Linked DNA regions of Homo sapiens: region 1 is linked to region 2. Evidence: chromatin loops called from intact Hi-C (ENCODE). Cell type or tissue: GM12878. All regions are shown on one strand. Each heading gives the region's core, and the rest is flanking DNA. Links, peaks and the distances in the headings are about the cores only.

Region 1 (16,933 bases), core at 4,702-12,701, 79 kb before region 2:
GAGATAAAATATAAAAGAAAACAGTGATACAATATATCCTAAAATGACAAAAGAAAGAATTTAAAAAATCAATCCAACAGATTATAGGGACAAAATACAAAGAAAAAAAAGGTGAATTAAAAACACAAAATAAGGTGGTGGAATATATCAGTGATTAATTAGAATTAGATCTGAGTTTAAATGTTGCCTCAGACAATGGCAGTAACACATAGAATCCATTAGATGGCAGTGTTACTTTATATTTATTCTCATTTTTCAGCACGGTGGGTTCACGACTCAATGGCATTCAACGAATTAGATTTCAGACTCAATTAGATGCCGTTTTAGGTTTGACTCAAACATCTAATAATGAGTAAATAATAATACCTATAGTAACATTTTTAATGTGCAATACAAATATAAATTTTTATTACACAATAATTTTTAAAATCTCTTTCTGCATATTTTCCATTAATTATTCTTTAACTTGCTAAAGCAATTTTGTGTTATTCTATAGGCCCTTCAAGAGGCAGGCAAGACAGAAAGCATTTCCTATTGCTTTGGGAAAAAAATAGGGTCTCTAAATTGTCTCTATACACATTTGCAATAAAGTTTGTGGCTCTTAGAAATACAGCCCTGTGACGTAAGCAATACATGGAATTAAAAGAGATCTTGAAAAACCATCTATTCTAACCCCCAGCATCTTGAAAATTGACAAATGGGGAACTAGTCTATTTTTAAAGATTTCAAGGAAGGAAATCATCAGTCAGAAAGTTCTTCTTCCCATCTAACCTAAATCCCTCCTGATGAAGTGTAATCCCATTTCCTGTAGTGTGGACCTTTCCAGTGAGGTTGAAGGACATCTGCGGTCCACAATCCTCATCTAAAGAATAACCCTTCACATCCCAGAATACGTGCATATTAGGCTCTTATGAACTATAACATGGATCTCAACAAGGCAGGTGTCTATGAGCAACTGTCAGTAAATTACTAATAGCCCAAATGTTATCATTAAGAGACTACCTCACAAAAGCCTGTTGTAAAGAGAGCCAACCTTGAAACAAACGGTTATGGAGTTATGACCTTGAAGTAAAGAGAGATGGGTTCTTATCTCCAGTAGCATTTTAGGTTACTTTAGGGGGTTCCATTAAATATAATCATGATTAAACACCTACTATGAGCAGGGTGCTTTCATTTTTTTTTTTTTTTTTTTTTTTTCTTAGGCAGGATCTCACTCTGTCACCCAGGCTGGAGTGCCACTGCACGATCATGGCTCACTGCAGCCTCAACCTCCTGGACTCAAGCCATCCTCCTGCCTCAGCTTCTGGAGTAGCTGGGAACACAAGCATGCGCCGCCACACCCAGGTTTGTTTGTTTGTTTTGTACAGACAGGGTCACATTATGTTGCCCAGGCTGATCTCGAACTCCTGGGTTCAAGGGATCCTTCCACCCCATCCTCCCAAAGTGCTGGGATAACAGGGGTGAACCTGGCCAATTAATTCTTTATAATACTCAAAGTCCTGGCCAATTAATTATTTGTAATCCTCACAAAAGGCCTGCAAGTTAGGAGTTGTTATTATCATCGTTACTATTATGATTCTAACTATTTTCCAAATAAGGAAACTGAGGCTCAAGAAAGTTAATTAGTTTGCCCAAAGCAAACAGCTGTTAGGAGACAGAGCTGGCTTTCATTCTTGCCTGACTCCAAGGCTGTACAGGTACAGTACACCACTGTTCTTCAAGTTCTTCTGGCTTTAAAGTGATAGGATAAATATATATATATAATTTATTTATTTATGGGGTGGGGGGAGGGAGTTTTGTCCTCCAAGTCATTGTTCCTCCTTTAACATTAACGAGATTAACTGAAAGTTAACATTGTGTGTGATGATATGTGATGATCACTGATTCCGTTTCTAGCCTGGGGACAGAAGTACTCAGATATAAGGAAGTAATAACCTGAAGGTAAAGATCAGTATACATAAAAATGTTACCAAGGGAAGTTGTGGAATCGACTACTCTGTCTTTAAAAATAAGAAATATTCACTACCTTCTCAAGGTGCAGAGATCAAATCTATGGTCCATAGACTAGAAGGATCATTCTGCCAAGCCCTGAGCAATTCAGAACATTGACGATTAGATTGTCTTTGCTTCTGCATTTCAGAGACCTGCAGTCTCCCTTCCTGTTTCCTTCCTCTCCTTCCCCTCCCAGCTCTTCCTTTCCTTTCTCTCCCCTCCCCTCTCTTTCCTTCCTCCCTTCTGTTTTTTCTTCTTCCTTCCTTTTTCTTCCTTCCTTCACTTTCCTTTTCCTTCATTTCCTTTTGTCTTTTTCTTCTTCTTTTATTTTCTTTCTCTCTTTCTTTCTTTTTTAAAGACAGGGTCTCACTCTGTCACCTAGGCTAGAGTACAGTGGTGAGATCCCATCTGCAGCCTCCACCTCCTTGACTCAGGCGATCCTCCAATCTCAGCCTTCGAAGGAGTAGCTGGGACTACAGGTGCAAGCCATTCTTTTCTTTTTTAAATTACAAAACAACCACACATCCATTGAGAAGACAAATCAAACAATATAGGCATATAGAAAGCAAAAAAAAAAAAAAAATGAAAGTTCTCACCACCTCTCCACACCCTCTCTCCAGGTGGTAACCACTGATAAAAGTTTAATGTGTATCCTTCGGGTCATTTTCTATGCATTCACAAAGAAAAAGGAAGGAGAAAAGCAGAGAAAAAGAAGAGAGAATGGAGGAAGTTATTTCAAAACAGATAATATCGTGTGCATTTTGTTCTGCAGCCTGCTTCTTTCAAACAAGACTGTCTTATAGACATCTAATATTTATATTTTCTTTTACCAGCTGCACAGTATTTGTTAGCATAGAGGTGCCATAGTTTGTTAACTCTTCCCCTGTCAGTAGACATTTAGCAGTCTCTAGTTTGCTCCTGTTCCAAGATATACTACGGTGGAATTTTTGTCCACGTATCTTTATACATTTAATGTGAATATTTCTGTGGAACAGGTGTCAGCAAGGGGGGTTGCTGGGTCAAAGGTAAGAGCAATTTGAGTTTTCACAGGCATTGTTAAATTGTCTTCCTAAGTGTCTAGGAAGTTATGCTTCTACCAGTTATTAGTTTAGCTTTCTTTTAAACATTTTACATAAATAGAAACTATTATTATTTTCACAAAACAGACAAATGGGAGTAATGACTAGAAAGTATACAAAGGCTTCAGGATCTTCATTTAAGAATACTTTTCACTCCCTTTTATCAATGTTTTGCGACATTGTTGCTTTTTCTCAAGGGGAAATAGTGGCATTCATGAGGTTTGTTTCTTGGCTTTGTGGGGAGGGGGGTGCTAAAATTAACATACAGTGAAAGTCACAAATCTTAAGTATACATACAAGTCAATGAGTTTTGGTAAATGTAACAGAGGATATTTCTATCACCTCAGAAAATTCCCATATACTCTCTTCAATAAATCCCAGTTTCCATGAATACCCTCCTGCACATATTTTTGTGGACACATTTTCTGTTCCTTTGGCTAAGTTTATAGGAGTAGAAATGCTGAGTGATAAGTGTTCTATGTTTAACTTCATAAGAAATTACCAAACAGTACCATTTTATATATTTATCAGCACTGTACAAAATTTCTAGGGGTTCCACAGTCTCACCAACATTTGATATAAAATGATATATTATTATAGTTTTAATTTTTATGTCCCTGATGATTAATGATATTTGAGCATTTATTCTTGTACATATCTTTTGAGAAGTATCTGTCCAAGCATTTTGTCTATCTATTACACTTCTTATTTGTTTTTCCAATTATTGACTTGTAAGAGTTATTTATGTATTCTCTATATAAATCCTTTGTAGGATATGGGTATTATAAATATTTTCTCACAGTCTATGGCTTACTGTTTTTAATTAATGGGTCCAATATTGTCCTATGTTTTCTTTTAGTAACTTTCAACTTTTAGGTTTTAGGTTCAGATCTGTAATAATCCGTCTGATTAATTTCTGTATATTATGTGAGGTAGAAGCTGAGGATCATTTTTACTCTATGTTTACCCAATTTTTCCAGTACTGTCATAAAGACATAAGTCACCCTTATTTTATTATTTTAATGTCTATAGCAGGGGTCCCCAATCCCCAGGCCACAGACAGGTACTGGTGCGTGGCCTCTTAGAACCTGGGCCACACAGCAGAAGGTGTGCAGTGAGCGAGCAAGCATTACTGCCTGAGCTCCGCCCCCTGTCAGATCAGCGGTGGTATTAAATTCTCATAGGAGCACTAACCCTATTGTGAACTGTGCATGCAAGGGATCTAGGCGTATGCCCCTTATCAGAATTGAATACCTGATGATCTGAGGTGGAAGAGTTTCATCCCGAAACCACCCACTCCCCAATCATTTCATGGAAAAATTGTCTTCCACAAAACTGGTCCCTGGTGCCAAAAAGGTTGGAGACTGCTGGTCTATAGGCGCTACAGTTTTATTTTATTCCTGATATTAGTAATTTCTGCTTCTATTTTTTTTCTTGAATCAGCTTTGCTGGGAGTTTATAAATTTTATTACTCTTTCCAAAGAAACAACTTGTCAGCAAACTTTCGCAAGGACAAAAAACCAAACACCGCATGTTCTCACTCATAGGTGGGAATTGAACAATGAGAACACACGGACACAGGAAGGGGAACATTACGCACCGGTACCTGTTGTGGGGTGAGGGGAGCGGGGAGGGATAGCATTAGGAGATATACCTAATGTTAAATGACGAGTTAATGGGTGCAGCACACCAACATGGCACATGTATACATACGTAACTAACCTGCACGTTGTGCACATGTACCCTAAAACTTAAAGTATAATAAAAAAATAAAATAAATAAAAAAGATATATAAGATAATATCACCAAAAAAAGAAACAACTTGTGTCTTTTGTTAATTTTCTTTATTCTTTTCTATTGCATTGATTTCTACTTTTACATTTATTATTTCTATTATTTACATATATATGGTTTAACTGAGTTTAATTTGTTCTTTTTGTAGTGGCTTGAAGTGAAAATTTACATCATTGATTTTACATCTTTCTTGAACTAAATACCAGCTGGAGTGCAGTGGTCTGGCTCTGTCTCCCAGGCTGGAGTGCAGTGGTGCGATCTGGGCTCACTGAAACCTCCACTCCCCCAGCTCAAGCAATTCTTCTGCCTCAGCCTCCTGAGCAGCTGGGATTATAGGCATGTGCCACCACACCCAAAAATAAAAAGTTTTGTATTTTTAGTAGAGACAGGGTTTTGCTATGTTGGCCAGGCTGGTCTCAAACTCCTGACCTCAAATGATCTGCCCACCTCGGCCTCCCAAAGTGCTGGGATTACAGGAGTGAGCCAAGCTCCCAGCCTAACTAAAATATAAACATTTCAAAGTGTATTTCTTCTAATAACTGATTTACCTGCATTCCACAAATTTTGATATATGTTCATTATCATTCATTTTGAAAGTTTCTCATTTTTCTTGTGATTTCTTCTTTAACCTACAGTTCATTTAGCAGTCTTCAAGAGATCTTATTGTAATTAATTTCTCATTTAACTCCTCTGTGGTAAGAAAACATATTTGTAAAATGCCAGTCCTTTGAAATTTGAGTCTTGTTTTATGGCCCAGCATATGGTCTATCTTGATGAATGCTCTTTATGTACTTAAAAAGAATATATCTTCTGAAGTTACTGGTTACAGCATTCTGTGAATGTCAGTTAGGTCAAGATGGTTCTTAGTATCAAAATCTCCCATTTTTTTGTTTTTGAGATGAAGTCTCCTGTGTCGCCCAGGCTGCAGTGCAGTGGCGCAATCTCGGCTCACTGCAAGCTCCGCCTCTTGGGTTCATGCCATTCTCCTGCCTCAGCCTCCCTAGCTGGGACTGGGACTACAGGCGCCCGCCACCACACCTGGCTAATTTTTTCTTTTTTTTTTTTTAGTAGAGACGGGGTTTCACCGTATTAGCCAGGATGGTCTCGACCTCCCAAGGTGTTGGGATTACAGGCGTGAGCCACTGCTGCCGGCCTAATTTTTCACCTAGTTATTCTTTCAATTACTGGGAGGGTGATGTTAGGTCTTTATAATTGTGGATTTGTTTGGTCCCCTCTTTAGTTCTGTCAGTTTTTGCTCCTTATATGTTGAAGTTTTATTATTAACTGCATATACATTTATAATTATTATGTCTTTCTGATGAATTGATCTTTTATCATTATGAAATGCCTTTAACTTCTACTAATATTCCTTCGTTTGAAGCCTGCATTTCTCTAGGGTGAACACAGTCATATCCCGTTTCTCTTGCTCACAGTTTGCATGGTATATATTTTTACTTTTATTTCCAACCTATCTGTATCTTTATATTTAAGGTGCATATCTGATAGACTGTTTATGGTGGAATCTTGCTTTTTTATATTATTTGGCAATATTTGTCTTTAGTTAGTGTTTAATCCATTTATGTTTAGTGTAAGTATTGATATAGTTGGATTTAGGTTTACCATTTTGTTATTTATTGTCTATTTACCCCATCATTTTCCTTTGTTTCTCCTTTCCTACATTATTTTTGCTTACTCACATTTTTGTAGTATTCATTTTAGTTTTCCCATGGATTTAACTATACATTTTTGTATTTTTAAAGTAATTAGGTATTATAACACGCATTATTGACTTACCACAGCCTACCTAGAGTGAATGTTTGACCCCCTTATGTAAAATGTAAAAGCCCAGAAACAATAACATTCCATTAATTCCCAGTCACATGCTATATATCAACATACATTATAATGCCACAATGCAGTGTTTTAAATGTTGCTTTAAACAATGAGCTATGTTTTTTAAAAAGGAAGAAAAAATATTGTATATTTACCTACTTTTGAAAAAACATTTTTGGTGTTCTTTATTTCTTCTGTTGATCTGAGTTGGTACTTAGTATTATTTCCTTTGGTCTGAAAATGTTCTTTTAATATACCTTTAGCAGGTCAGCCTTTATCTTCATTTTTGAAGGATATTTTAGTTGGATGTAGAAGTCCAGATGGACACATTTTATCTTTCAGCACTTTGAAGATGTTGTTACATTGTATCTGTCTCATCGTTTCTGTTGAAAAGTAGGTGATTAATTATATCATTGATCCCTGTATGTGATATCTTTTTCCTCTGACAACTTTGGCTAAACTGTGCCTAGATGTTTGTTTTGTTTTGTTTTGTTTTGTTTTGTTTTGTTTTGTTTTGTTGTACTTGCCTTGCTTGGGGTTTTCTGAGCTTTGTGGATTTATAATTTGATATTTTTCCATTAGTCATCTATTATTTTTTAAATGTTTTCCTTTTCCCTGTCTTCTTTTTCTGGGAAGCCAATTTCATATATATTGGATTATTTGATACTTTCCCACAGGACCTTAAAGTTCTCTTCACACACTGTTTCACATAATTTTTCTTCTCTCTATTCTTCAGACTGGATAGTTTCTATGGATGTCTTCTAATTAACTAATCCTTTGCTCTTAAATTCATCCAGTAAATGTTATTTCAGACATTGTACTTTTTAGCTTGAAAATTTATATTTCATTCTTTTTTAGTTTGCATTTTTCTGCTGAAATATTCCATCTGTCCACTTATTATGACTATCTTATTCTTTAATTCCTTAAACAAATATATAATAGCTAATTTTAAGTCTTTGTAACATCTGAGTCATCTTGGGTCATTTACTGTTTGGTCACGTTTCCCCATTTCTTCATATGTATGTCTAGTACTTCTTTAGTGTATACTGGACATCATAAAGAATACGTTATAAAGTCTAGTTTCTGTTTTTTCCTCTCAACAGTACCGAATTTTGTGGTCCATGGCATTTAAATTACTGGCAGCTCACCAATGAACTTTTAGAGGCTTAATTTTATGCTTTGATGGGGTGTGTTTCCATTGTGTTATTAGTCCTAAAGCAAATCTCTGGAATCTGATAACTAGTCTTTATAACTAAAGCATGAGTTTTCTAGAGTTTAAGTGGAAATCTTGAAAAACTACCAAGCCCCTCAAACTTGGCAGGACTCAAACTCTAAACTCTGTCTTGGTGCAGTGAACAAGAGCTTAAAAATTTCTGTTCTGTTCTTTCAGTCTCTCAGCTACAGTTTTTCACTGGTCAACTTGGAGTTTCCCCTTCACACGTACAGTTCAGGGTCACCAAAGATTAGAGAGGAGATTATGAGCAGATTTGGGGCCTACCTAGCCCCACTGTGATCTTTCTCTCTGGGATTTTTACCCCTCAATTTCCAGATGTTGTGAAAGCTCCAAACACTATCCTTTGACTCCTCAGGTCAATAAGACTGTAGCTTTCTGCTTCAATTCTAGCTGTCCTGCACCAAGTGGAGTATAGAGCACCTTTGGAAAAATCAATAAATACATTGATTTTATCTAATGTGGTTCCTTATTTCAAGGATCAAATTCTCTCTGGTTTTGGGCTGCTTTGTTGTCTCCCCAGTATGTTTCAATTGTTTTCTTTTAATATTTTGTCCAGAGTTCACAATTGTTATCTGTAGGAAGGGCAGTCTGATACAAACTACTGCAACACAACCAGAACCAGAACATATGCAGGCAACTTTTTCATTCTATTTCACTTCAGTAAAAAGTTTTGCACAGGTAGCATAAATTACAGCAAATTTGAAATTTTAGGTGAATCTTTTATTTTTGAATCACAGGTTTCCATTTCTAGATAATCATTGCTTTATTAAAAGGTAGATGCTCCAAAGAGAGAAATAAATGCTTGCCTTCCTTGAGACAATCTCAAAGGAAATGCCATGTCTGTTTTTGTTTAATTTAGTATTTGTAATATAAAGAGGCTTAAGACCTCAGCCTTCTAAAAGTTTTCAACCTGAAAGATGTGAGTTTATTATTATCTATGTGGCCTCCCAGTTTTGCAAATAATCCCTTGAAAACCTCCCTATGGCTGTTTATGTAAATAAGAGATAACTCTGTTTTAATTCATTTCACTGGGTATAGTGTACAAATTAAGGGAAGGAGAGCCAGGTATAAGAATCTAGTGAGCTGGGAAATATGGGATGTTTATTTTGTAGGATGTGGTTTAGAGATTCCTGGTTGGAATGGCCCATACCATAAGAGTTCCGGGTGGGTGCCATGCCACACAGGAAACAATTGTAGCCTGCCCCTGGGAGTAAGCCAGAGAGCTAACAAATTCAGTGTGCATTGTAATGCTTCATCAACACGCCTTCTGCAGGGCCTGCCCTCTCTGCTGGGTCACTGACCTTTATAAGTGCACAGTCATGGCCATCGCCTGACAGGCATGAAAAGGAGACAGACAATGGACGAGAAGGAGACATGCACAGAGGGGGAAAATGCACTCATTCAAGGGATTTACTGGTCAAGGATGTCATGTCCTATGTCCAGTCCCAGAATGCATGTGGTGGTGTTTAAGCCATGCATATCTAGCTACATAAATATAAGGAATGATTATCATCAATATATGAACATAAAAATATCCCTGAGAATCGTGATTGATTTTTGTGGCAGCACAGAACAATGTAGAAAGTAGTTTTGTGCTATAAAATTTTTCACCAATTTATAAAAGCTTTAGATCATTAAAATTGATTAGAGTGTCATACAGCCTGATTTCAAAGGCATTCCAGACTCCAGAGGCGGCATCAGATAGTGACCCGCAAGCTGGGGAGAAAAACATTGAATTTGCATCCTGAATTTGTCCTAAAGGAGCTGTGCAACCTTTGGCCATTTGTTGCAAACAATCAGGCTCCCATTTCTTCATCTGTATACGAGTAGGTGCCATCTTAGTACAATGATACCATTTCCCCGATATTTTAGGATTTCTGTGTTTGTTACTATTCCTTTGCATCCTGAGATGATTCATATAGTTTCTTTTTCAGGAAGTTTAGGAAACATGTTAACACAGTGATTTTCAAAATGAACTTCTGAAACCCTATGTATTTCCCCTGTTCAGTAAGACATACTGGTATTATTTTACATATTGGAATGCCATGTGGACTTTTATTTCTTTTTATTCCATTTTTAAAAGGAGTCTATTTCAAGTCAAAAAAAGCATTTGAAAACCAGTTCTGAAGGATGTTCCTTTTACCTCTGATGGTGTATGATTCTTGTAATGAAAAGGGGATGCATAAATTTGTATCTTTTATTAATAAGCATTTTTCAAAGGCTCTTAACAGTGATATTAAATTAAATGTCTCTCCTATTGATTCTTGATCAAAATAGTGTTCTTATAGAAAAACTATGTATAGCAGATGCATCTGGAAAGGGACATGTGTTCTGAGAACCCCACTCTAGAATGGGAGCACTGTTCTAGAGTACATATACAGCCTCTACCACTACAGAGATTGTCACACAGAGTGGTATTATCACACTGGGTTTGTCAGCATTTCATGGTCTCTAATGGTCTCCTGTGCTTATAGAGCCCAGGGGCATCTCAAAAATGGCATCTTGGCTGGCATTCCACCTCAAAGTGCCTAACAACCCATCTTGCTTCTTGAAGAACTTCTGCTGATTATCAGTGGTTCAGGAAATGTAATCTAATTTTTAACACAAACCAAACCCAAACATAATTACATGCTAAATATGTAGAAAGAACAAGCATATGATGCAGTTCAAAGCCAAATAAACGTGATTTCTATTTTTGATCATTGAAAAGTAATCTTTCTCACCACTGCCTTCTGTAAATATAAGGTAATGTGTGTGAGCCACATGCAAGTGGGTTCCTAAATCCCACTGTATATTTAATATTTATAGTAACTTTCACTCAAGAATCTACTCCCATATGTGCTAGCAATCATTTTTCCACTTTGAAAGCGTGAAGAAATTATTCCCATTTTACAAAAGTAAATAAATTTAGTCCTGGAGAGGATAACATTACAGTTCATTTTCATGTATAAATGGCCTTCCCTGCTAGAGACTGAGCACCTCTATGGGAAAAGAGTGGTGTCCGATTAAATGCTAAGGTGAAAAGTCCAGTTCATCCTCTGGAAGAAAAGAATGATATGTCCTTGTTCATCCCTAAGCCTTCCGGGTTGGAATAACGATAACTGGGATTTCATGAGAACCTAGAAGAGTGATCTTGTTTAATGTATTCACTCCCAAAATACAGTTTCTGGACTACCCTCTAGAAGCTTTTATTCTGTTGTATACAAACTCATTATCATTCATACAGCCTAAAATTTCACATAATCATTTGCTGAACACTTTGCAGTTAGGCTTTTTAGATATATTTTTAGTTTGTTCTTGATTTCCCTATTTGTTTTTTTTTTCTTGCTGGGGGAGAGGGTGAGACATATTGAAATTTAATAGAGATGATTGTTAGACAGAATTTTGAAGGAAGTGAGTGTACTCACCCCACCCACTTCATCAGGAGATGCTTCCTCTGTGAGGTGGGATTTGAGTCATATTAATTTGTCCCAGACCACACCAAAATTAAGCTGTTCACGTCTGAAACATTCCATGAATTCAGTTGCGAGGAGGAATTTGTTCAGCCATGTTATGGATTCATATTTCTCTCCTCTCCCAAGAAGGTCTGGGTGTCCTTATAAGGGAGAACGCCTCTGTTTCCCACAGTGTGGAGAGCGAAATAAATACTCTCTCACAGTCAATGCAGAGGTAACTTTTTTTTAATGGATTAAAAAAAAAAAAAAGCAGTTCTGAGAGTCCATCACTGTTTCAGCATCCCCATTCAGAGAGGGGGCTTTTGTCTCTCTCTCAGTGGGAGCTGCCATTTTAATGGGGCCTCCAGCAGGGCCTGGTTTGATGATGTGAAGTAGGCCTGGAAGAATCGTGGAATTTTTTTTTTAATTTAGATTTTGGTTAATTTAACCATACTGGCTTTCAAATGAACTGAAATGTAAAAGTGAATCCACGGTAAATGTCCCTCAGAAGCTGCTACCAGATAATTTCAGCGATTTCTCATCTCTGAAGCTCTCTCATGTGAAAACCAATCCCTTGAAGTTCTAATAGGCATTACCGGCCGTCTACCCCCAACCCCCAATCTATTTGCAAAGATGAAAATCGGGAGAATTCATTCTTAAAAATATGCATACGCATACACAGACACAAACGTGCACTCCTAAATGCTAAATGAAAACATTGCTTTTAGCTGATTGGTGATGCCAAGCCAGGATTGGGATAGCTTTGTGGTAATTCTGGGGTTTCCCTTTTGCCTGAGTCATGAACACCACGGTACATGGAATGCTCCCCGACCCCAGAGCCTTGGGAGTGCCAAAGCTACTCCCCAAGCCCTCGCCCCAGAGGAGGATTCCAAAATCCCCCACAGCACACTTTCTAGATAAAACTGTTGCTCTCAGTAATGAGGCCACAGCCTGCAGAGCCAAACTGGCCCGCAGGCCGCTTTCTGCAGGCCTGGCGCCGGACCTGCTCTGCCCCCGCCCGCTCCGCAGCCCCCGCGGCCACACAGTGGCTGCGCCTGGCAGCTGCGCGCCCAGATGCCAACCGCTGGAATGTGTTTTATGTTCCCGCGTCTCTGCCTGGCTGGCCTCGGGGGAAGGCTCTTCCCTGGCCTCTCCGGCTCCGGCGCTGGGCTGCGGCAGCTGGGGAACCGATGTGCGATCATTTTACACATGAGCTAGCTGTTCACCCTTCCAGGAACTGTTTGCCTGCACTAATTCCGCGCAAGATGCACACACTGAGCCCCTTTGTAGGGCTGAAGGATGACAGTCTCTCCAGCCTAGATTGATTTAGTAAATGACTGACTGCATGGGCCTGAGTACCTGGGTATTCGTGTGTGTGTGTGTGTGTGTGTGTGTGTGTGTGTGTGTGTGTGTGTGTGTGTGTTGACTTAAAGGCGCTCCCTCTTTGCAGAAATAAATGAATTAATGAATTTTTAAAAAGAAGGTAGAACTAACGCATTTTCGAAAAAAGCAAACATCAGGGAATGTGCAGTTTGTTACAACATATCTATCCATGATTCCATTTTGGGGGAATTTATATGAAGATATCCCACAATCGGGCAATCGCCAAACAAGAAAGCATCCTTAATTGAGTTGAAACTGGGGGTAAGGGGACAGAAAAATCGCCCCCATAAAATAATTTCAAATTCAGCCTTGTGTTTCCCAGTAATTGGGCTGTCTGAGGATGAGACTGGGAGTGGAAAAATCCAAGTTAGTCTTAGAGCTGCACTTCTCAAAAGTGGCTGCAAAGGCTTTGAGGTGGTCAGTGATTTGTGTTTATTTACAACAATGCTTTAATTAATCATATTTAATAAGATTTGATATCACTTCATCGGTGGCTAAGCAAAATATTAATTATGATTTAGTTTGTTGACTTACCACTATCAAGAACTTGGATGATGATTTTTTTTAAATCATTTTATCTCTCTGTGCCTTTTCTATGCTTCAGAAGTGACAATGGCATGTTTAAGAGTCTAGGAAACATTTGAGCCTGGGATGAAAAGTCAGATACTGAAGACCCAGTTGTACACATAATGCATTTTTAGAGAAGATACATAAAAATGGACATCCAGCCAGGTGTAGTGGATCATGCCTGTAATCTTACCACTTTAGGAGGCCAAGACAGGAGGATTGCTTGAGGGCAGGAATTTTAGACCAGCCTGGGCAGTATAGCAAGACCCCATCTCTACAAAAAAAAAAAAAGAGAGAGAAAGAGAAAAAAAATGGACATCACTTACAAAGTACACTCTCAATAGCAGATATGCTCTATCTTTAAAAAAAGTTTTGAATTATTAATGTATCACCTTCTTGTTAAAGAAAACAATACCAAAATGTTTAAAATTAAAAGTAAAAATTACCTCCATTCCCACTCCCCTGGAATAATCACTTACAAATCCAACAAGTATCTTTCCAGTCTTTTTAAACACACAAACACATATACTGTATAATATATATGTGTATAAAATATATGTGTGTATTGCATATGCTTGTATACATGCAATATACATTTAATGTACCTATAGAGAGAGGATCGCTTCTTTTTAATGGGATCTTGTTAAACATATTGTTCTATAACTTCCTTTTTACTCAGAAATGTAATCATGAATAGCCTTTAATACCAGTATTATATTATTTGTAGTGGCTCCATAATATTCCAGAATATCAGTGTATGTTTTATTTAGTCCTTCCCATATTTATGGTCATTAAAGTTATCCCAAATTCTTCAGTAATATCAATAATGCTGCCATAAACATCCTTGCATATATATCATAAATTTTAAATATATATTTAAATGCAGCTGTTTTTGTTGTTGTTTTTTGTTTTTGTTTTTGTTTTTGTTTTTTGCCTCTGTGGAAACTGGAACTGTCAACTGAGAAGGGAAAGGCAGCACGAAATGAAGTATAAGTGTTGCATAAAGAATAAAGGCTCAAGTTGCAAAGCAGTGAGTTGGAGTTGGCTTATAGGAACAGAAAGCAGACTCATTAAAAATTGCATTTTGATGTATAATATATTTTTTTCAAAGTCATGAGGCTCTATGTTCTCACAATGTCTTCTTTCAGATAACATACCTGTAGGTGTGCACAACTCCGTCTCCAACTTTGTAACTGAACTGGGCATGGAGTTGGGTTCACTTTGTAACTTTGAAATCTTGATGAGCAGCACAGGAGCCATCATGGCTTCTCTGTAGCTAAGGAGACTGCAGTAGTTGCTACAACCAGTAGCTATATTTGGCTCTATTTCTCAAGCACTGAAATTGAAAATAAAGAAGTATTTTTCCTTCACTTTGATCTCCTTTCTATCTTGCTTTCTTTTATTGTATATTCTTTTTGAAAGTCACCTCATATTCTTACTGATTGGGTCTAGAGTCATTCCTTTATCCATTCACTTATTGATGTACATTGATACATGTACTGAAATACATCAAGTAGAGCTCATTTACCTTCATTATACCAGGAAAAAAAATCACCATTTACCATCTGGGGCCAATAAACCCTTTAAATTTTTTAAAATATTTTCAAAAATATTTTTAAGTCATTTTGCAAATAATTGATAGAAGTAAGAATAAGGGATAGTAAAAAAAAAAGTTAGAAATGTTAATAAGAATTTAAGCATAGCAAATTTAAATTTTCCATATTTTCCTGCTTTTGAAGGTATCTATACCCAAAATAGACGACGTCTTTAAAATTCAACTAACTGCCATACCTATCATGCAGGAGCCTGCAGCATATCCATAGTGTAAATATTGATTCCTGATTTCAAATAACTCTTTAATAGGTTTTAGCATATTCATGGTTCTGCTCTGTTTGGCCTTATCAAAATGTGACACATTTGAAATTTTTAACAAACCAGAATTGTGTTGGCATTGTCACAGGATTCTTAGGGTATTGCTTCGCCAGCCGGAAATCTCTGTGGCCGGTGGTGCCTTTGCCTAAGTTTTGCTTGGGCCTGCTGGGCCCACTCAGCCTGGCAGGCTGCACTCAACTCGTGCTACTGGCCTGGATCCCATGCCTGCCAAGGGTGAGCAGAGCGGTGAGGGGTGTGTGGGTAAGTGAGGTGTCCGGCCACTGCGCACAGCCAGGCATGCTGGCGGCAGTGGGGGCAGGGAACTCCAGGAGCCAGCACAGGTGTCGGCTCCCTGCAAGGCTGCAGCTGGACTAGCCTTGCATACTGCATACTGCAAGCAGCTTCCACGGCTGGCACCAAGGAATGCACTGGTGCCCAAAAACTTGGAGACAGCAGGAATTGCTGAGCCCCAAAGGAGGTGTCACAGCCCTGGCTTGGGGAGCTCCCAGGTCTGAGCTCCCCAAAGGGTCGCATTTCTTCTCTCCTTCTCTCTGCTGTCCTTCTTGTTGCCTACAATGTGGCGAGCAAGGGGCACATTTCAGCCCTGTGTTATAGCTCTGTTGACCCTGCCATTTGGTGGGTCCCGAGTTCTTGTCTTGCATCCAGGAAGAATGAGGTACATGGACAAAGGAGGGTGAGCAAGGCAAAGCAGGAGCTTTATTGAGTGATAAAACAGCTCAGAGGAGACCCACAGTGGATAGCTCCTCTCCACAGCCAGGGTGTCCTGATGAGTGTTCAGCTGTCAGCAGAGAGGAAACCCTAGGGTGGGTAGTTCCTCTCTGCAGCTGGTCATCCTGTCATCTTTTTTGAGTCTGGCTGAATCTGGGGGTTTTACGGACTTCAGAGGAGAGGAAGTATGTGCTGATTGGTCCATGGGTGACCCAGAAAAAGCACTGTAATCTCCTACCCTGGTCTGTGGGACTGGCAGCCAGGCCCCCAGGCTTCAGGCTTTCTCTGGCTTGAAGGTGAGCTTCCACTGGGGACCCGTCCCTTTCGGCCCAGGAGCCTGTCTGCCTCCTACTGCTGTTCATGGCGCCCAGACTGTTCATGCCGAGGGGCACCTGCAGGCCAATGCAGAGCTGTCCTCAGCACCCCCTTTGGCCTCCCTCTTGTGTTTGTTGGTGCCCAAGGTCTGGTGGGGGCCAAGGCAGCAGGGGGCTGGCATGTAAGCACTGCCCTGAGCTTGTGCACACCCAGCCAGGTTGCCATAGCGCCCAGGCTGGTCCTCAACTTTGCTGCAAGATCAGACCGGCTGCCAGCAGTGGGGAGAGGCCAGGGAGCAGGAGCCTGTGGGGGAAGAGGGGCTTCCTGGGACCCTGAAAGCACAGAGATGCCAAGATCTGCAGCCATGGCTTGGGCAGCTGCAGCAGCACCTGGGAGGGTGGGGATCCTGCCTGCTTCCAGCCCCCAAGGACACAGGGATGCCTGGGTCTGCAGCCCCAGCTGCACCTCCCCCACTGCAGCGGGCATCATGGCAGTGGCTGCTCCAGACAGGCCACCACTGCCATCAGCATGAAGACTGACATTTTCTTTGCTCCATAAGTGCCAAAAAATTTTATTTCTGGATTTATGAACACCAGTTAAAATAATCCAGTTAATTTTTTACTTCTATATCTTGTATTTTCTTCCAGTAACCTTTGTAAACACACCTGCCTTCAGAACTCATTTGCTAATAAACCACATGG
Region 2 (16,933 bases), core at 3,280-11,279:
TGCTTTCCTGATGCATGTAACACAAGCTTATAGTGAGCATGAGCATGGCAGAGAGGTTGGGTAATGTAGGAGGTTCACACAGAAGGCATGACATGGTCATCAGGACGTGTAAGCTGATGAAAATATTATGAAAGTTTAGTAAGATTCTGGAGATGTTGAGTGTCCACCTGAGATTTATGTCTGTAGAACTTAAAGAGAGACCAAGCAACACTGGGGGGATGGGTGTGTGTGTGTGTGTGTGTGTGTGTGTGTCTGTGTGTGTGTTTGTGTTTGTGTGTGTGTAGGTATTTTTTCCAGCCATTTTAACTGCTCAGACATGGGAATAGGATAAGCAGACAGTTAGGTTTAACCTGGATCATGACTCTGGAGCGAAGTCCAGTCAAGAAAAGAAATAGAGAATTAAAAATTTACACAAGACAATGCTTAAATGAGAAGAGATATAGATTATAGCTCAGTAAAAAGAAAATAAGTGAGAAGAGACAAAAACATCGAAAATGACAACTCCAAAAATAAATTTCCTCTCTGTCTCTTCTGTGATATAAAGTTTCTTAAGAAAGATAAGCTAGATACTCTTTGGCCATGTTTGCAATGGAGTATATACAATTTTGGACTCATTACCACATTAATATCAAATAATGCCACTATGATTAATAGTACATTACTTTTAAATAATGATTTATGTATTCCATGTACATTTTGCATGGAAAACTCAGATAAACTTGAGATCTGGGTAGGCAAAAATCAGGTGAGTACATATTTAAGAAACTCTTTCAGAATAAAACTTAATGGTAACTATCTTTCCTCACTCATTAGATTTTTCATTTAATTTTTTATTCCTAATACTTTTATCTTCAGAGCTTAGTATGTTTGATCTCAGACTGGTATTAATATGCATAAAAAGAAGTAGGATTTTACAGATGAACTTTTGTCTTGGAAATTAAACTATGTTCAGTCTTTCTTCCTGTCCAAATTTTGAGCTAAAATTCTGAATATGAAAACCATTTCTAGACTCCATGAATGCCCTAATCCTAAATTCTTCCTGAGTTGTGAAGTGGAAAATTAATCGTTTTTGTTGGAAAACTCCCTGTTCAATGGGTCCAGATCAGCACTCAGATGATGTCAGCAAATGTTACATTTTTTTCCAATTATGAAATGAATTATGGGGCGCTAGCTAACCACAGTTAGTCATTAAATAAAAGTATTTTGGCTGATACATTGTTGTTCTGCCAGGAAACACAGGTGTTTTGTTTTTAAAGAATTTTTTAAAACATTGCTTTAAGAAAAGATTGCATTGACAATCCTTCAGCACAAGCAATATAGAAGCATTAACAAGAAGGTGTTATTCATAGAGAATTTGTGTGGCAGGAGTAGAGATTGTATTTTCTCATATGAAATAAAGAATTGCTTTATGTCTAAAGAACTGAAATATTTGGGCTATGATATATGAAGACAGTGATATATGACTGCATATTTAAACACATTTATACGTGAAGTCTTAAGAGTTGAATGAAAGGCATCTTATAAACACGAAATTTTATTATTATCAAGAACAAACTTTCTTGGACTGGGATTTTTCAGAGAATGCTAGTTCATTCTTTCTATGATGATCACCAAAGATTGCAAATGCATAGTCTCAAAATGATGGCATTTACATCTTTTAACATCAAACAAGCTCTATTTGTTAACAGTAGAGCTAGTGCCATACTTTCATTTGTAGGTGGCTTCTTGAAAGATGAATGAGCATAAAATGTTTTAATTGGCCTAACAGTCATAGTGGCAATTTTTAATCATTTTTCACTTTCAGTAATAAACTTACACTTATCTTTTTTCCTTTTCAATCTACTGTCCTCAATTTATGTATCTCTAAATCACTCCTGAATGAAGCAGCTGCTTTCAACAGATTTATCTGAGGAATTTGATTATCTCATCCAAACTGTGACATCTTGAATCATGTATTAATGGCATGCTTATGGAATGAAGCAGTTTTCTGTTTCAAAATGACTTTTTTTCTGTGTGTATAAATGTCACATGTCTATAATCCTCCATACTCAAAAATTCTTACCTAGGATACAACTATGTTTAAAAAAGAACAATAACCTATTGACTAGAGTACCTTAATAAACTGTTGTTGGAATATTATATATTCCAAGAATAATAAACATATTTTAGGGCTTAAATATTGAAAGTGACATTTTTAATGTATCCCAGATATCATTCCCAAGACCTGGATTGCCTAGATCTTATTTCAGAGTCCCTAAATGCTTTTGTTGAAGACTGCACTCAGAAGTATATTTCTTTAGAAAATTTCTTCCCTTCTGGCCCGGCACGGTGGCTCATGCCTGTAATCCCAGCACTTTGGGAGGCTGAGGAGGCAGGCGGATCACAAGGTCAAGAGATCGAGACAATCCTGGCCAACATGGTGAAACCCGATCTCAACTAAAAATATAAAAATTAGCTGGGCGTGGTGGTGTGCACCTGTAGTCCCAGATACTCGGGAGACTGAGGCAGGAGAATCACTTGAACCTGGGAGGTAGAGGTTGCAGTGAACTGAGATCACACCACTACACTCCAGCCTGGTGACAAAGTGAGACTCTGACTCAAAAAAAAAAAAAAGAAAGAAAGAAAATTCCTTCCCTACCAAAAATAAATATGGATATTTCATTTTTGAATGCTGATGTACACCAGGGTCATTCTTCAGATTCTCAAGAGTGTCTGAAAAACATGTTTTAACCAACAGCATATTTAGAATTTCACTATTTATTCACAAATACATGGAATCCACTTGTGGCACAAAAACTTTTTTTAAATACCGAAAAGACTTAAATTATTTATGAAATAACTACTGCTAATATAGTTTGTATGTTTGTCCCCAGTAAAATCGTATGTTGAATTATAAGCCCCAGTGCTGGAGGTGCAGCCTGGTGGGAGGTGTTTTGATCACGGGGGTGGATCCCTCAGAGCTTGATTCTGTCTTTGCAATAGTGAGTTCTTGTGAGATCTGGTCATTTAAAAGGGTGTGGTTCCTCCCTCCGCCACCCCCAACCTCCACCCACACCCCTAGTCTCTCCTTGCTCCTGCTTTTGCTATTTGATGTGCCTGCTACTCCTTTGCCTTCTGCCATGATTGGAAGCTTCCTGAGGCCTCCCCAGAAGCAGATGCTATGCTTCCTGCACAGCCTGCAGAACCATGAGCCAATTAAACCTCTTTTATTATAAATTACCCAGTCTCAGGTATTTCTTTATAGCAGTGCAAGAATGGCCAAATACAACTGCCTATACAAAAGTAAATGATTCTGCAATAATCAGAGTGAAATATGAATTAGCTATAGTTCAGCTAAATGTTAGGGACAATTTGTGAAATGAGAGGACTCAGACCAGTGACCAGATTTTCTACTATGTTGAAAGAAAATAGAAAAGTATTTCTATGTAAAAGAAAATAGATCATGAACATATAATTCTTCCATATCCTTTCATTCTTCCACAATTAAATGTGGCCAATCCTATTGTCAAACATGGTCAGGGAATGTGTTGTTCTGCTCAAAGGTTTGGGTTAAATGATTAGTTTAACAAAAAATTGTATAGATATATAGTAGATATGTAACATACATATGTAACATATATACATACATATATGATAACTTTCAAAGACCTTGAATGCCCAAGTGATCCTACTAAAACTTGTTTAACCACAAATGCGTTAAATTCCACCATCATAGCATTCTAGCACTTAGTCTCCATGTATAACAATGTTTCTAAGTAGGGTTGAGGGAAGCATATGTAATTCTCACCTGTAATGCCTAAAACTTTGTTCCCAGATGGAGAATTCTCCTGACTCCCTGTTCCACTCACCATCCCTGGCCCTAGGCAAGCAAGAGGAACTGGATTTTCATGGTTTCCACCCAACGATGGTAGTCTCTATGGCCTGACCAGTTGAGGAGGTGCAAGGAGGCTGAGGGTAAAATCCAGAAGGCTGAAGAACTATGATGGAGTGACCAGACGTCCCTCTCAAAACTCAAGGGAAATCTAGTGGGGCATGGTGGCACATGCCTGTAGTCCCAGCTACTCGGTGGGCTTAGGCATGAGGATCGCTTGAGCCCAGGAGTTCTGAGCTGTAGTGAGCTATGACCATCAGATGTCTGCATTAAGTTCAGCATCAATATGGTGACCTCCCGGGAGTGGGGACCACCAGGTTGCCTAAGGAAGGGTGAACAGGCCCAGGTCTGAAACGGAACAGGTCAAAACTCCCATGCTAATCAGTAGTGGGACCGTGCCTGTGAATAGCCACTGCACTTCAGCCTGGGCAACATGGCCAGACCTCATCTCAAAACAACAACAACAACAACAACAAAAAAAAAAAAAACCCTCTAGGGAAATCTAGGTGAGAGGAATGCAGAATATTTAAGAAAAGTACCTGAAGATCTGATTTGCAAACTGATACATTCAAGGATAAGATTGTTTACATAGCAGAGGGATTACAATGGGTCCTAGGGACACGAACAAACACATTTTCAAGGATTTGCTTATAACTTTTTAAATAATAAAAAAAGAAATGAAAAGCTAAAATGTTATAAGCCGCTGGATGATTTTCAAACATGGAAGTTTCCATTCCTATTTATTTTTAATGTTCATGTCACTGGATAAGAACGGATCAGGCTGTAAGATACAATCCCAGCGTCCTGACCAAGCAGGACATAGGACTACCTCAGTCTCACCAATCTCTCTGCTTCATGGCCCAGCCCCCACCCTCCTGCCAAATCCCACCTTACTCAAACAGCACCCAGTCATTGTCTTTTTCACACAAGCAGAATATCAAAATGAAAGCCTCACAGGACAAATGCCCCTCATACTCTTGGGGACAGTAAGGAAGGTACATCTTTCAGCATGTATTTATGCGGGAGAACCCTCCTGACTCTTCATCACCTTTGACTCTCACCTTCTCAGGGGAGGGTTTTCTCCTTTGCTCTAACCCCACATGTCTCACCCTGCACTTGCTTTCTTTTTTTGCAAAAAGAAAAAAGGTCACCACTGATTAGACAAAGGAGCAAGAAATCATCTGCATTTCACAGAAAAACTTACATTCAGCAACTCTCTTTTTCTGATCAGGACATCTTTGATGATCATTTCCTGCAGAACTGTGCTAGGAAAGGCCCTGGGAATTTATTGTCCTTGTCTTTGACCTTGTTTTATTAAAGGACTGCTAGAGGTGGAGCAATAAAGGTAAGGGAACTCCTGAGGCTATATAAAACATATTTATAAGTAGGCATTTCTAGGCAGCATATCACAAGCTGGCAGGCTGAAGCTGGTGTAAGTCTTTCTTTTCAGCACATTCACCATTCCACGTAAAATCCCTGAAAAGTATTTGCTAACATGTTGCTATCAAAAAGATGCTATGTACCTCAATTAGACTAATGTTTTCTAAAAATATTTGCACCAAATGAATTCCTTCGTGTGGGCAAGAATCTTTTAGAAGGGCATTTATTGGGTTTTTGTCTGCTTGTGAAAGTAACAGAAGCTCAATTTTAGAAAAGCCCCAAAACCATGAGAAGGAAAATAAAAATCATATGTTATTCCACCTAACAGACACAACCAACGTTAACATTTTGGGGTATTTCCTTTCAGCAGTGGGAGAGAAGAGAGAGTTACCACATTTGGGATCATATTATATTATATATGTATTTTTTATATCTTGTTTTCATTTAACACTACATCATTGATTTAACTTTCAACAAATATTAATGAGCTATTATAAATCAGAACCAAGCCTGTCTCTAAATATTATGAGCATTTTCCAATGATACAACATAGGCTCCAAAACATGATTTTTAAAAGATATACAAAGTTCAAAAAGTGTGCTGTTGTATAACATAATAAAATCATGTTCCAGTTCTTGAACATACAAGTTATTTCTTTTTTGTGATAGTTTTATTAAAGTATAATAAACTGCACCTATTAAAAGTGTGCAGTTTCGTAGGTTTTGACCTATGAATGTAGCTGTGAAACCATCATCACAATCAAGATAATGAACACACGCATCACCCCCAGGAGTTTCCTTGTGCTTATTGGTAATCCCCCTCTCAGCCCTGCCCTGCCCTGACCCCCATCTCTAGGCGTCTGATCTGTTTTCTGTTGCTGTGGATTAGTTTGAATTTTGTAGACAATTTAACAAATGGAATAATACACTACATATTCTCTTTTGTCTGGCTTGTTTCACTCACCATAATTATTTTGAGATTCATCATGCTGCTGTGCAATCAATACTTTATTCCTTTTTATTGTTAATTAGTATTCCATTGTATGGATATACCACAATTTGTTTATCCATTCATCTGTTGATGTATGTTGTTTCAATTTTTTATTATTATAAATAAAAGTGCTATGAACATCGTGTCTTTGTATACTCATATTTCTTTTTCTCTTGGGTAAAGACTTACACACAAATGTTTATGGCATCTGAAGATAAAATGACTGGGTTATACAGCATGCATGTGTGTGCATGTGTGTGTGTGTGTGTGTATTTCCGAGAAATTGTCAAACTGTTTTCCAAGATGGTTGAAACATTTTCTTCCCCATCAGCAGTGTATGAAGGTTCCAGGTGCCCCACATCCTTGCCAATACCTGATATGTTTCAGTCTTACTCATTTTAGACTTTCTAATAAATACTTGGTCATGTCTTATTGTGGTTTCATTTTGCATATCCCCAATGACTAATAATGTTGAGCATCTTTTCATGTCCTTAGTCTGTTGGGAAGATTTCTCAAATTCTCAATCAGGTTTAACTTAAAGGGACAGCCTTCAGTCACAGAAGAGTCCTTCAAAATGTAAATTCTTAGGCATTCTTTCTTTAATGATACACTTCTGCCATTTTGTCTCATTTTTATCCAAGGCACTGAAAGTTGCAATAGAAATAAAAGATTGATCTTATTAATAGATTAACAGATCATGATCATGATGATGACGACGACAATGGCAGTGATTTAAAAGGCTTACCTAATCAACAGTTGGACAACTCTAAAACAAATATATTTAAAGAGGAACACCATCATTGTAAGGACCCACCACCACTTTTTAAAGAACCAAAGACCTCATGATCATGACAATTATGATATTACTTTATGCCTTTCCTCAGAAATCTCCCCACTTCTTCATGGTCAGTCCTGATTAGCAATTCTGACGTGGGTCTCTAATCATTTCTCGTTCATTTCCCCCAATCCATTTTTTCTGCAAACCTCTTACTCCATTCTATTTAACCCCATGCCCACTCTCCCTTCTCTCAGCAAATTATCTGCATTTTATATCATCCAGAAAATAATCTATCAGGTGTGATTTCTATTCTGTTTTTTCCCACCTTTCACAAACATATCTGCTTCTTCATTCATGGTTTCCCTCACTGCCATGTGTGAGAGAAATACATATTCCTCCCCTATCTAAGGAGGAGTAGTACAGACTCTGGACTCCTCTTCCAAATCTGTAGGCAGCTGGTATGTAGTACCTGACTCTTTCCTGTATCGTCAATCTTTACCTGGCCATTGATTCCTTTTTTTCAGCATCCAAGCCTGTTTAAGACTTTTGGAGCTTATGATTAAACTCTCCCTCCATTTTGTGTTCTTTCTCCAAAGCTTCCCTTCCCTTCAGAGCCACATTTCCAGAAAGCAGAGATTACTCCTTTCTTCCTCACTTTTCATTCATACCTAAATCAACACAGTGTAGTCCCACTAAACACCTTGACCTGTTTTGCTAAGAATCTCCTAATGGTCAAAACTACTGGACACTCCTCAGCCCTGATCTTATTTGACATCACAGCTGTTTTGAACTTAAGTAACTGTCCCTTTATTTGATTTCTGTTCCACATTTCTTCTCTGGTTCTCCTTCTACCACTGTAGCCACTCAGTCTCATTTGTATGGTCCTATTGTGCCTCACACCTCTTTACATTAGTCATCTCCAGAGTTGTTCTGCCATGAATCTTCATTTGTCCTTCTACTTGCTTTCTCCAGGAAATTTCATCCACATGTGTGGCTTTTTCTTTTTTTGAGACAAGGTCTCACTCTGTTGCCCAGGTTAGGGCACAGTGGCTTGATCTCAGCTCACTGCAGCCTCAACCTCCTGGGCTCAAGTTACCCCCTCACCTCAGCCTCCTGAGTAGCTGGGACTATAGGCATGAGCCACCGTACCCGGTTAATTTCTTTTTTTTTTTTTTTTTTTTTTGTAGAGACAGATTTTGCCATGTTGCCCAGGCTGGTCTCAAACTCCTGGCGTCAGGGGATTCACCTGCCTTGGCCTGCCAAAGTGCTGGGATTACAAACAAGAGCCACCACGCCCAGCCACATGCATGGCTTTTAAGTGTCACATATAACTTCTTAACTTATATTTATTTTTTTATTTAATTTTAAAAAAATAGAGACAGGATCTATGTTGCCCAAGCTAGTCTCAAACTCCTGGGTTCAAGCAGTCCTCCCACCTCAGCCTTCCAAGGTGCTGGGATTACAAACATGAGCCACCATCCCCAGCCTTAATCTATATTTTTACTCAGGACTTTCTCTGGAGCTTCAAACCAAAACCCAAAGTGTTCATTAGACATGTCAACCTAGTATCCCCTCTATCACTTCAAATTCTATAAAACTAAACTCTTCAACATTTCCCATTTTCAATTCTTCACTCCTGCCCTCAAAATCTGCTCTTCCTCCAACATAATTTTTATCAAGTCTAGGTTAAATCAGAACATTGGAAATCATCCTTTATCTCACTCCTATTTCCTAATGGTCTTATGGTTTTGCCTTACAAAGACTGACTGAATTGTACCATCATCACTATGGCACCCTCCTGACTACCCTACTTCAGGCCTTCCACATCAGTTTCCTAGACTTCTGCAATAGATACCACAGCAGATGAGATAGATCGGTGGGCTCAGCATCCATCTCTCTTCTTAGTGTTCGTTCCTGAACAATAGCAGATTAAAAAAACTAAAGAATTTATTTCCCCAAATTCCTTGCAGTTAGAGTTCTGGAAGTGATTTAGATTGCTCCAATCAGATACACTCTTCCAAGATTTGATTTTGCTATTGAATTAAAGGGAGAGAAGGGCCAGGCACTATGACTCCATTTTGCTAAAAAGAATCTAACAGGTGCAGCTTGGTTCTGAGTTGGCTTGCTTATTTTATACACAGATCATGGCTAAGGTGTGTGTTCCTGAGGCCAAGAAGCAGATAGGTCCTGAAGTGTCAATTTAAGAATCATTTCTGGAGGGCCCACCGGAAGCCTGCTGTTCCACCCCTTCCCACAGGTTTATAAGCACCATATGCCTATATTAAAACTGCTCAAAATTGCTCAAGTGGTTTCTATTATCTGCACCTGAACTCTGAGTAATCCAGCCTCTTTCTACATTTTATGCTCCTTGCACTGCCTCCACATGCCATGCAGTCTCACACCTCCTCTCTCTGGTTCATGGTGTCACTTCTACCTGGAATGCCTTTCCCTCCTTATGTGCCCATGTGACTTGAATGAGATGGAAAACATTGAACAGAGGGAAGGTGCTGTCAAGGAACAATTTTATATATATATGACAATCTCTGGGTTTGTAAAGCTAAAGATTTCTTCTGCAACATTTCTCCTTTCTCCTGTTCCCAAGGCAATTTTTAAATATATCACCTCAAAATCAGTTCATTATACATTCACAAAACTATGGCTGATTTCTGATAGTTAACTACCATCTATTACTATCTCCTCCTTTTAAAAAAAAATTTACATTTTTAGATTCTATTCTTATTTTTGGTCTCAAATATCTAGAAACAAACCAAAAATAAAAGTCTCTGAGAAAATGCACCTATTCTTATTCCCCAGGAATTCATTTTCTATGGTATTCATGGAAATGTTACATGGTCTAAGGAGAAACAGGAATGACTATAGCTTGTTCAAAAAGCACAAGATTGATTCTTTCATCCAATTCCCCAAGATCATGAACTTGAATGTTTTCGTCCTGTAGAAAGCTAGATTTCTCAAGACCATGTTATTTGTTGTATGTGAAATGAAAACTGACTTTTCATTAACGAGTAGAATATTAGTACTAGAAGGAATATTAGCAACCACCCCACACCATTTACAGATAAGGAGGCAAAAACCCAGAAAAAAGAAACTACATACCTGGAATGGCCTAGCATATTTATTGCAGAGTTGTGTTGTGTCCCATAATGCCAATTAAGGTATCATTTTCATATGCCTTTCTTTTGCGACATTTCCAATGCTGTTTAATGATCTGTGAGACCTAGTTTTTGTTAATTTTAGAGTAACTGGGAAATAGGGAGTTTTACACAATGCAAGCAAGAGCAAAGGACCACATATTCAAAACCTCTAAACCAGATTAATCTTTTCAAGTAATCACTATTCTAGGCTAGAGGAAACAGGCCCTAGAGAACTAATATATAACACAGAGCAATTCAGTTCAATCTTTTCTTATATTGCTGCTGAGACTGAAAGGGTAGGCTTTCCAGTTACTGCTTAGAGTCAAAGCTATCCTTCATATGTACTGACACATAAGCCTATGACTTCTCTCATTTCAAGTATTATTTTGGGCTTTCCACAAGGATGTCCAAATATGTATTCTTTCTTAACTGAGTTAACATACCCATCAGTATGTGAGGGCTCTTGCTTAACCAAGTGGAAAGTAAATCTATTTCAACCAGATTTTTTTTTTTTTTCACTATTTCCACTGCCTTATTTTGGACTTTCTAACTGCCCAGCTTTCAAGACAAGATCCATAATTATTTGCAAACCTCCACAAATTAAGAACCTGGAACAGTAGCTTGGCACTGTTCCAGATGCCCACGTGCAATCTCTCACACCTGTGGTCTCTTAGAGGGTCAAGCCTAAGTTGTCATCAAGTGCGGGTGGGCAGGCCACCATCAGACTCTAAGTCAGATAGCAGTTTTTACAGATCTAACTACTGTTGCTCCACTGGGTGTCCATGGAGACTGAAAAATTGGTTTATTGCCTAGAGAAATGGAAATAAAACCAAGTCATTTGGTTTCTATGTGGTTTCCACGAAGCTCAGGAAATTTTTTGGCAAATGATAAAACTACAGATGGCTAAAGCTACATGATTCCCTTGGTCAATTCTCGATCTTATCAAAAAAAATAAGCTCTGTGTACATTACTTGTAAAATATGAAAATATTCAAAATGAAGGCATATCAGATTCTCAGGTTATTTGATTTTTGGTTAGATTGAAACTATTATTTAAAAGAGTGACCAATATATGCAACAAAATCTAATAGGTTAAAAAGTCCTTGGATTCATTACATATGGAAAATGTTTCTCATCCACAAATTCAACAGTGTTCCAAGCATGAAAGAAAAAGCTAGTATTTAATAAGGGTGGAGGAGACTGAAACACCTATTCATTAATCCTATGGAAATATTTGTCACTCATATGTGGTTTAGGGAATTGGGTAAAAATAGCACCTTCCTAAGCATTTGTTCATCTGGGTATGGACCTTTATCTATCTGAACAAGTAAACATGACGTAATAGCAGACAGGAGACTTGTACAATGGACTCCCTGATAAATAAGGATGCAGAGGTGACAGCTTGGCACGTGTTGGCATGATTTCACAGCATCTGTTGGCCTACCGTCAGATAGAAAACAACGCCTGGCAGACTCCCTTTCTCAATGAATGCACAAAACTAGTCAGGCCAAGAAAGGTGGCATACATGAGTTACAACTGAGAATTGGCCTGAACTCAGCTGTTCAGTATTTGGGATAATTAATGCTGCTTTTTAGCTTGTCTCAGAAAACTTACGAGAAATACCCATAAAAGTTTAACTTCAGAAGTGAAAAATAAAAATTGATTTTATACATGAATGCCCATCGTGGCCAAGTAGGTATGAAAATTAATGTATGGAACTAAGCATAAGTAAAACAAGAGACCGGTGTGATGATAAATGCTACTGACACAGGGGCTCAGAGTTGGGGAAAAACTAGGAGTAGTGACGGCTGTGGCAAAGTATAGAACACACGTCTTCTTGAAAGGGAGTAATCACGGCTCCAGTCTACCTATTTGATGACATGTCTTCAAATATTACAAAGGAAGCTAGGTTTGGTTTGCCCACATCTTGCTGGAGTCCCTACAGTGACCTATTTATTTAAGGAAAAAATAGTAAAAGGAATGTGGACAACCGACGATAACCAACTCATTAAAATAATTTTGTATGTCACAAATTTGTATAAAAAAAGTAATTTCATACAAATGTATACACTGGCAAAAAAAAAAAAAACTGTGCATACAACAACCCCCCCACCCCCATGACACACACACTAAGCTTACATGACCCAGAAATAAAGGAAAGCTGACTTGGCTAATATACAGAAAACTGAAACATGGGCTATGAATCCAGCAAGGAAGGAGGAAAATGGTGTTTTCCTATTTTGTTTCTTCCATCATTCTCCTAGACTTTCTCCTATGTGTGGTTTGGCTTTGTGTTTGGGGCTTAAGTAATCAAGAGGTTACAGTGAAGGAACATGTGGAGTTATTTCTCACTTCTCCACCCTCTGCCTATAGAAGAGTCATTTCATTATAAGCCATTCCACTTCAATCATATTTTATAATTTGAAACCTTCCCTGGTTTCCCAATACTTGCCAAATAAAGTCCCAATTCCTTGGTTCAGGCCCCAACAAGCTTCCCAATATGGTCTCCACTGCCACACCCACCCTCAGCTTTCAACCAACCCTCCTCACCATCCCTCCTATCCACCACCATGTTGTCCTCTTCTACCTCTTGATAGTGCTTTTTCTCTGTTCCTCTCCATCAACCTCCTATGTATCCTTCCAGATCTACTTAAAATCTCATCTCCTGTATGAATCCCTCCTAGACCAGACCAGTTGAAGGCAATTGCTCCCTCCTCTAAATTTCACATGGAACCATAATAACGATGACAATAGCCAACATGTGCCAGGCTCTCCTAGCCTCTGATTCTCTGTGAGATAGACAGCACTATTGACCCCATTTTACAGGGGACTATGCTTGAGCTAGACATAAAAAAGAAAAGTGTATGTCTTTCCTGACAGAAAAACAACAGGAAGAGATCTCATTGGACAACTTGAACTATTTGCTTATCCCTGAACCAATTACAGTGGCCAGGCCTTGGATCACATACTGATACTATGGGGGTAGGATGAGCCAAACCCCAAATCATGCTGACTGATGTCAGAAGGGAGGGGAAGTTCCCAGAGGAAAGCTGGGGTTGCCTAATATGAGAAAGAACGCTGGGAAGTCCAAACAAAATTTCCACTCCACTTCCTTACCTGCAAAACTGTTAACTCCATTTAGCTCCTGCTCCCAAATTAACCGAGCCCCTGCTATCCTTCTTTAAGTAAAGCAAGACTTCTAGTCCATATGACACAGGGAGTTCACACTTTTACTCCCTCTGCTTTGACCACACAAAAAGGAAAGATAATAGACAACTTTTTAAAAAACTGGATACAAAATCAAAAGAAACATTTTTGTAGACCAAAAACAATAAAAGCAGCATAAAACTCTGAGCAGAGCAGGAATTGATAGACATATGACCATTTTAATACTTAAAACTAAGCATAAGGTTGGCCTCTCTCCCCACCTCCAGCTCCATTCTCAGTCCTGTATATGATCAGCCCCTCTCCCCATACCTGTAAAAGAAGGCTGGAGAAAACTATTACTGACCAACAACTAGGGCAGTGCCTTTAGCAATGTGAAAGCCTACAGACCAAATACAGCTTCCTGATAAAGTCTCCCACTGGCTCACTAACTGGATCTAAAATACCCCCATTGTTGCCTTGAAGGTGAGTCTGCAAAATGCTGTTGCATATTCTGCATAGAGGTGCATAGTGAGTCAGCTGAAGCTACCACCACATGTTTGGGTAGGGAGACATGAACACGATAAGGGGGAGGGTCTTTCTTTTTTTTTAATTATACTTTAAGTTCTAGGGTACATGTGCACAATGTGCAGATTTGTTACCTATGTATGCATGTGCCATGTTGGTGTGCTGCACTCATTAACTCATCATTTACATTAGGTATATCTCCTAATGCTATCCCTCCCTGCTTCCCCCACCCCACAACAGGCTCCAGTGTGTGATGTTCCCCATCCTGTGTCCAAGTGTTCTCATTGTTCAATTCCCACCTATGAGTGAGAACATGCAGTGTTTGGTTTTCTGTCCTTGCGATAGTTTGCTGAGAATGATGGTTTCCAGCTTCATCCATGTCCCTACAAAGGACATGAACTCATCTTTTTATGGCAGCATAGTATTCCATGGTGTATATGTGCCACATTTTCTTAATCCAGTCTATCATTGATGGACATTTGGGCTGGTTCCAAGTCTTTGCTATTGTGAATAGTGCCACAATAAACATACGTGTGCGTGTATCTTTATAGCAGCAAGATTTATAATCCTTTGGGTATATACCCAGTAATGGGATGGCTGGGTCAAATGGTATTTCTAGTTCTAGATCCTTGAGGAATCGCCACACTGTCTTCCACAATGGTTGAACTAGTTTACAGTCCCACCAACAGTGTAAAAGTGTTGCCATTTCTCCACATCCTCTCCAGCACCTGTTGTTTCCTGACTTTTTAATGATCGCCATTCTAACTGCTGTGAAATGGTAGCACACTATGGTTTTGATTTGCATTTCTCTGATGACCAGTGATGATGAGCATTTTTTCATGTGTCTGTTGTCTGCATAAATGTCTTCTTTTGAGAAGTATCTGTTCATTTCCTTTGCCTACTTTTTGATGGGGTTGCTTGATTTTTTCTTAAATGTGTTTAAGTTCTTTGTAGATTCTGGATATTAGCCCATTGTCAGATGTGTAGATTGTAAAAACTTTCTCCCATTCTGTAGGTTGCCTGTTCACTCTGATGATAGTTTCTTTTGCTGTGCAGGAGCTCTTTAGTTTAATCGGATCCCATTTGTCAATTTTGGCTTTTGTTGCCATTGCTTTTGGTCTTTTAGTCATGAAGTCCTTGCCCATGTCTATGTCCTGAATGGTATTGCCTAGGTTTTCTTCTAGGGTTTTTATGGTTTTAGGTCTAACATTTAAGCCTTTAATCCATCTTGAATTAATTTTTGTATAAGGTGGAAGGAAGGGATCCAGTTTCAGCTTTCTATATATGGCTAGCCAGTTTTCCCAGCACCATTTATTAAATGGGGAATCTTTTCCCCATTTCTTGTTTTTGTCAGGTTTGTCAAAGATCAGATGGTTGTAGATGTGTGGTATTATTTCTGAGGGCTCTGTTCTGTTCCATTGGTCTATATCTCTGTTTTGGTACCAGTACCATGCTGCTTTGGTTACTGTAGCCTTGTAGTATAGTTTGAAGTCAGGTAGCGTGATGCCTCCAGTTTTGTTCTTTTGACTTAGGATTGTCTTGGCAATGCAGGCTCTTTTTTGGTTCCATATGAACTTGACAGTAGTTTTTTCCAATTCTGTGAAGAAAGTCATTGGTAGCTTGATGGGGATGGCATTGAATCTATAAATTACCTTGAGCAGTATGGCCATTTTCATGATATTGATTTTTCGTATCCATGAGCATGGAATGTTCTTCCATTTGTGTCCTCTTTTATTTTGTTGAGCAGTGGTTTGTAGTTCTCCTTGAAGAGGTCGTCCACATCCCTTGTAAGTTGGATTCCCAGGTATTTTATTCTCTTCGAAGCAATTGTGAATGGGAGTTCACTCATGATTTGGCTCTGTCTGTTGTATAGGAATGCTTGTGATTTTTGCACATTGATTTTATGTCCTGAGACTTTGCTGAAATTACTTATCAGCTTAAGGAGATTATGGGCTGAGATGAAGGGGTTTTCTAAATGTACAAGCATGTCATCTGCAAACAGGGACAATTTGACTTCCTCTTTTCCTAATTGAATACCCTTTATTTCTTTCTCCTGTCTGATTGCCCTGGCCAGAGCTTCCAACACTATGTTGATTAGGAGTGGTGAGAGGGGGCATCCCTGTCTTGTGCCAGTTTTCAAAGGGAATGCTTCCAGTTTTTGCCCATGCAGTATGATATTGGCTGTGGGTTTGTCATAAATAGCTCTCATTTTGAGATACATCCCATCAATACCTAGTTTATTGAGAGGTTTCAGCATGAAGGGCTGTTGAATTTTGTCAAAGGCGTTTTCTGTATCTGTTGAGATAAGCATGTGGTTTTTGTCTTTGGTTCTGTTTATATGGTGGATTACATTTATTGATTTACGTATGTTGAACCAGCCTTGCATCCCAGGGATGAAGCCCATTTGATCATGGTGGATAAGTTTTTGATGTGCTGCTGGATTCAGTTTGCCAGTATTTTATTGAGGATTTTTGCATCAATGTTCATCAGGGATATTGGTCTAAAATTCTCTTTTTTGGTTTTGTCTTTGCCAGGCTTTGGTATCAGGATGATGCTGGCCTCATAAAATGAGTTAGGGAGAATTCCCTCTTTTTCTATTGATTGGAATAGTTTCAGAAGGAATGGAACCAGCTCCTCCTTGTACCTCTGGTAGAATTCGGCTGTGAATCTATCTCATCCTGGACTTTTTTTGGTTGATAGGCTATTAATTATCACCTCAATTTCAGAGCCTGTTATTGGTCCATTCAGAGATTCAACTTCTTCCTGGTATAGTCTTGGGAGGGTGTATGTGTCCAGGAATTTATCCATTTCTTCTAGATTTTCTAGTTTATTTGCATAGAGGTGTTTATAGTATTCTCTGATGGTAGTTTGTATTTCTGTGGGATCAGTGGTGATATCCCCTTTATCATTTTTTATTGCATCTATTTGATTCTTCTCTCTTTTCTTAGTCTTGCTAGCCATCTATCAATTTTGTTGATCTTTTCAAAAAACCAGCTCCTGGATTCATTGATCTTTTGAAGGGTTTTTTGTGTCTCCTTCAGTTCTGCTCTGATCTTAGTTATTTCTTGCCTTCTGCTAGCTTTTGAATGTG

The links. A loop is a pair of places that touch in the nucleus more often than their neighbours do. Peaks named below come from ENCODE experiments on the same cell type or tissue, not always from the same donor. Only the 100,000 strongest peaks of a DNase experiment are listed, where the experiment ranks them.
Region 1: it touches region 2 in a loop (2.3-fold over the local background); 2 of 110 quality-filtered maps call a loop at or near these places.

What each region holds. Positions count from the first base shown.
Region 1 is chr7:93,039,106-93,056,038 of GRCh38, reverse strand. No RefSeq gene overlaps it. Among named protein-coding and RNA genes, the nearest start is that of SAMD9, 70 kb to the left of the region's middle. RefSeq lists enhancers at 11,447-12,178, 14,960-15,474, 16,166-16,305, 16,507-16,933. In GM12878, for the core only: no CTCF peak of the experiment used is centred there; a DNase peak (open chromatin) is centred at 8,078; H3K27ac peaks cover 807 bases.
Region 2 is chr7:92,958,392-92,975,324 of GRCh38, reverse strand. It overlaps the pseudogene RN7SL7P. Among named protein-coding and RNA genes, the nearest start is that of CDK6, 130 kb to the right of the region's middle. In GM12878, for the core only: no CTCF peak of the experiment used is centred there; a DNase peak (open chromatin) is centred at 6,654.